Linked DNA regions of Homo sapiens: region 1 is linked to region 2. The links are chromatin contacts, found by Hi-C or POLR2A ChIA-PET in ENCODE. All regions are on one chromosome and are shown on one strand. The core of a region is the stretch at or near the end of the contact, and the rest is flanking DNA. Distances in the headings are between cores, read along the strand shown. Region 1 has its middle 410 kb from the start of RPS6KC1. Region 2 has its middle 350 kb from the start of RPS6KC1.

Evidence for each region. A loop is a pair of places that touch in the nucleus more often than their neighbours do. ChIA-PET counts read pairs that join two places held with the same protein, here RNA polymerase II (POLR2A).
Region 1: a map of heart left ventricle shows a loop between it and region 2 (3-fold over the local background). The contact joins two enhancer-like sites. A Hi-C loop is called at or near these places in 2 of 168 maps with a recorded cell type or tissue (astrocyte of the cerebellum and heart left ventricle). POLR2A ChIA-PET finds 5 or more read pairs at or near these places in 4 of 52 experiments (PC-3, Panc1, SK-N-SH and 1 more).

What each region holds. Positions count from the first base shown.
Region 1 is chr1:213,456,013-213,458,712 of GRCh38, reverse strand. It overlaps a transcript of RPS6KC1 not described here. Among named protein-coding and RNA genes, the nearest start is that of RPS6KC1, 410 kb to the right of the region's middle. Within about 2 kb of position 1,437, at least 3 of the 41 ENCODE cell types and tissues checked have a DNase peak (open chromatin) inside an H3K27ac peak, as active enhancers do.
Region 2 is chr1:213,398,616-213,401,315 of GRCh38, reverse strand. It overlaps a transcript of RPS6KC1 not described here. Among named protein-coding and RNA genes, the nearest start is that of RPS6KC1, 350 kb to the right of the region's middle. RefSeq lists enhancers at 1,013-1,548, 1,549-2,085. Within about 2 kb of position 1,358, at least 3 of the 41 ENCODE cell types and tissues checked have a DNase peak (open chromatin) inside an H3K27ac peak, as active enhancers do.

The sequences.
Region 1 (2,700 bases), core at 188-2,687, 57 kb before region 2:
GCTGGAATCACTCCCTTTGAAAACCAGCATAAGACAAGGATGCCCTTTCTCACCACTCCTATTCAACATAGTATTGGAAGTTCTGGCCAGGGCAATCAGACAGGAGAAAGAAATAAAGGGTATTCAAATAGGAAGAGTGGAGATTTCTTAAAGAATATAAAACAGAACTACCATTTGACCCAGCAATACCATTACTGGGCATATATCCAAAAGAAAAGGCACTGTTCTACCAAAAAGACACATGTACTTGTGTGCTCTCTGCAGTGCTATTCACAATAGCAAAAACACAGAATCAACCTAAGTGTCCATCAACGGTGGGCTGGATTAAAAAAAAAGTGTTACGTTTACACTATGGAATACTAGGCAGCCTTAAAAAAGAATGAGATCATGTCCTTTGCAGCAACATGGATGCAGCTGGAGGCCATTATCCTAAGCGAATTAATGTAGGAACAGAAAACCAAATACCATATGTTCTCACTTATAAGTGGGAGCTAAACTTTGGGTACATATGGACATAAAGATGGCAATAATAGATACTAGTGACTTGTAGAGGGGGAAGGAGGATGGGGCCAAGGGCTGAAAAACTACCTATTGAGTACTATGCTCACTACCTGGGTAATGGGATCATTCACACCCCAAACCTCAGCATCACGCAATATACCCACGTAACAAACCCACAATGCATCCCCTGGATCTAAAATTAAAGTTGATAGTATTTTTTAAAAATAGTTTTTGGAAGTACACTTACTGCTATAAAAATCTAATTGAATCAGAGGTAAAATGTTCCCAGAAGTTGAAAAGTCACAAGACAGGAATGTGGTTGAGGAGTAAGCCAAGAATCTTAAAAGTATTTTCCTATTTATGAATTTGGGGAAGCACATGGGTCTCAGACTGTGTCTTTTGTGTATGTCAAGAGTCTGTTGCATTTATATATGTATGAACCCAGCAATTAAGTTATTGATCCAATTGTTCCTTGCAAAAGACATTATTTAAACCATTCTGTTGCCAATTAAGTTATTACTGTATCTAGAATACACCACTTGCTGGATCACTTTGTACTCAAAAAGGAATTAAACAGGCTTCTACTTAACTTGAACCATACCTAGGACTTGGAAATCAACCTGAGCTCTGGTAGTTGAACTAGATGGTCAGTTGCAGAAGTGGGTTGCCCAGTCAACCATGCATAACCAGTGAGTGTGAAAGGGACAAGGTAAAAGGCAGTGTCCCTGCTCAGTGAGAGGATGCCCGGAAAGTCCCTAATGAGTTAACTAATGCAGGCAGAAGATCCCTGGAAGGGGTTCATCAGCTTCACCTGCCATAGGCCTTCCCTGGAAGTCAAACAGTCAAAGCAAATCAGAGGAGCCAATCAGCCCTGGCATGGAATCCCCAGAGAGCACGGTCAGCCAGCTGGCTCAAGGTCCTGGGTTGCCGAGGATGGCGTGGAGCTGGAAGTTTCTCACTTGGAGCTCAGCTCCAGCAGGCAAAGCTTGGATCAAAGACAGACAGCTGGAAAGAACAGAACAATCACATCAAAGAATCTTAGGGCTGAATCAGACCTTCAGAAGTCATTTAACTCTTCCCTCCAGCCCTCACAGATATAGGGTGACCTCTCCCCTCCCCTTTTAAAACTATTACTATTATATTATTTTAAACGAAACATTCTACAACCTTTCTGTGTCAGGAAGTCCTTCTTGAGTCCTAGCCCAGATTATTCTTAGGATATTTAGAAACTTCTGCCATTTCAAAAGGAGTTAGAAATGAAATATGAAACCCCCCAAAAATATTGACAAGCTTCCTTGGGCTAAAAAAAGAGATTCATAGCCACATTAAGAAACTACATACAAAATTCTGTACTTAACAGAACAGATCAGTTGTGGGACAAGGGGTAGGTAGAGAAGGAAAGGCACGTTTCAGTGTTACAAAGGGGAGTTATTAAAAATGGAATTATTGCATGATTTTTAAGGTGCATTATTATGGTCTATTTAAGTGATTGTTTATGGAATAGCAACTGCTTTATAGAACATTTTAATAGGCAAATTAAAAGAAATTACCCATTGCCCCACTGTATATCTGTAAATCATGAAAGGGTATAAATTAATAGGTTTAATACTCCTCAATCCACCCAGCTAGGACATGAGCCTTACTGGGACCTTCATGTGGCAGATAAGAGTAGGGTATAAGTGGGCCTAAGTTAGGAAGACCAGCAGTCAGAATTAGAATACCTGAAGAAAGGCGACAAATGAAGATACGTTCAGGACAGACATCAGAATCAAAAACATCCAGTTGCCAAACAGGTAGCATTCTTATGCCTCCTGGAAGGTTTATCCAGCATGAAGCAGGACACAGCCAGGGGCTGGTCAGACTATCTTTTGTGTATGTCAAGAGTCTGTTGTATTAAAGTATATATGAATATATAAAAATATATATTAATACAAGGACCTAGGGTTCAACCTCTTCAACTAGACAGGAAGCCAGGCCTCCAGACCAAAGGAGACTAAGGCAGCAGCCCAACAAGAAGACATGCTGCACGGGACGCACACTCCGTGGCAAGTTTTGAGCACAAAACTAATCCCTGACCCCATGTGCCGATAGGAATGAGGCATCTGTGATACACAAAGCCTCGCTCCTCATTGGCTATGGGTCTCTGATGGCACAGGCTGGGTTCACCGAAGCAGGTGTAGCAGTTGTAAGGGCATGAGG
Region 2 (2,700 bases), core at 109-2,608:
AGCCCCTCTCTATCTCAGCCTTCAGATCTCAAAAGACAGGTCTGATGCCTTCCTTGCAGGCTGTTTGAGTAATTCATAAAATAATCCATGTCAACGTACCCAGCACGTGCCTTCTGTGTAGTGGATGCTCAATAAATACCCACCTAAGCAGAGGAAAACCAAAAAAGATAGCCAAGAAGGAAGTCTGAAAAACTCTCATGGTTCCAAGGCTCTAAGCATGGCCCTGGACCCAACCCTCAGCCCACTCCCCATCTCAGGCTGTCTGTTAAGTTGTTATTTTGATTTGTTCATTAAGATAAGAACAAAAGGGGACGAGCACGGTGGCTCACACCTGTAATCCCAGCACTTTGGGAGGCCAAGGCGGGTAGATCACTTGAGGTCAGGAGTTCGAGACCAGCCTGGCCAACTTGGTGAAACCCCATCTCTACTAAAAATACAAAAGTTAGCCAGGCACGGTGGTGTGTGCCTATAATCCCAGCTACTCAGGAGGCCGAGGCAGGAGAATGGCGTGAACCTGGAAGGCGGAGCTTGCAGTGAGCCGAGATCGCGCCACTGCACTCCAGCCTGGGTGACAGAGCGAGACTCTGTCTCAAAAAAAAAAAAAGAGAGAAAGAAAAAAGGCAGGCAAGATAGATGTTTCCAACAATGTAAATATAGAACAACAGGGAACTTGGTGTCAGGACACCTGGGTTCCAGTCCCAAAGCTGCTGCTAATTAGTAGGACCTTGCGCAAGTCACCTGACCTCTCTGGGCTTCAGTTTCCTCATCTCTGGAAGGGGCAGGGACAGGGGTGTCTGGCAGGGAAGAGAACTAGGGAAACAGATTAAGCTGGATGATCCACAGATCTTCCAGACCAAAAATTGTACATTGCTATAGCATCAATGAATAAATGGATGGGAAAACATTTGTTCATTCAGTCATTCCTTTGAATTAATCAATAAATATATATAACTACAAATTGATTTCAAGTTCAAGAGAAAAGTTACAATTTTCATTTCACTACCACCTGTTCTCTTATGGTCGAGCTCAATAAATGTGGTTTCGTGGCTGGGTAGTTTCTCTTCGGTAGCTCTTCAACCCCCAGGCAATTTCTTTCCTGCTCTCCCTTCCTTCCTTCCTGGGATCTACCTCCATGTCACCTGAGCAGTCAGTTCTGAGGAGGAACAAGGAGACAAGATTAAAATAAAAATAAAATAAAATAAATCGCACAAGACCCGAGGGTTCTGGTTATGCAGCCCCGCCCACCTCTTTTTTCTATGAATTTCTCAGCTGAGCCTGCTGATCTTTCAAGTGATTCGGCGCCCAGCCCTCCTCGGCCATGCCTGTAATTGGAAGAACACAATGCCCATGCCTGAAGCAGAATCTCTTCGCTAAAAATACCCTGCATTCCTGAGTGACAACAAAAGCTCTCTTGTCAAGCCAAGCTAAAAACAGTAACCGGCAGCTTCAAATGGCACAGGCTACAAAGGTAGAGGGCCTGAAAACAGCATGCCACTCCAAGCCATCTGCCATCTTGGCCCGCCCCAGCTCCCTTCTTCCCACAGCGATGGACATCTTAGTGCCTGCCATTCATCGCCGGGCTTCTACAGCAGTGGGCACCAGGCAGTTAGCTCAGCTCCTGGGACTGAAAGAGCAGGATGGTCTGGTGCGGGGGAGGAGAGGGTGGGCGGCTTCATGCACCCATTGGCCCGTGTGCTGTCAGTTCGAGGTCTGGATATCTTTTAAGAAGAAGCTCTCAGTGTAGCTAGGGAAAGCCATACTGCCCTCAAGCAGAGAAGTCAGGGAGTTTAAGCAGTTTTGGAGTCAACATTCACCTCCTTAAGTAAAGCAAGAATCCATCCGTGGTAGGTAAGGAAAGACTGCTGGACTCACTCAAGGCACAACAGCCAAGGCTCACATCTTTCTGGAAGAGGCCAAGGATCTACTCAACTCTACACTTGTCTGCTAGCTCAGTCTTACAAGTCATCTCCTCCAGAAAGCTGCTCCAGTCCACTCCCTCCCAGGACTGAGTTGCATCCTGCCTGTGTGGACCAATGGCTTTATTACACGTATTGTAATTGCCTTCTTACTTGTTTCCCTGCTAAGTAGAACTCCTGGAAGGCAGGGACTATATCTTGCTCAACATTGCTGCATAGGGCATAACCAGGGCTTCATGCATAGTCTGTACTCAGTAATATTTCTTGGATGAATGAAGAATTAAGTGAAGCCTTTCCCTTGATAATGCCTCTATAATTTTGTAGCTAAACAGTCCTGTTAACTTAAATCTATATGTTTTGTCTATGTCTTGGGATTAGAATCTCCTTGAGGACAGGCACTTGTCTTTTATTTAATGTATAGCCATATATAACCCTTAGGGCCCAAGGTTGTTTGTTGAGATTTCATGCATTGATTTGCAAGCCATCCTATAGACTCTAAATGGACATTTATTCAGTGTAGAGGCAGAATATTATGGGGATGACTTTTATGTAACTCTAAGTCTAATGTCTCAAAGAACTGAGGAGGATTATATACACAGAGAGATTAGGAAAAATAAGTGAGGAAATTAAAGAAAATATAGGTGAAAAAAATAGGATAAAGCCAAGGGTGAATTATAAATAAAATGATGCCTAATAGGTGCATTTTAAGACATGCACTGCAATTTGGTTCTGAGCTTCCAAGGAAAAAGAGAAAACATGAATAATTACACAAATTGCAATGTCA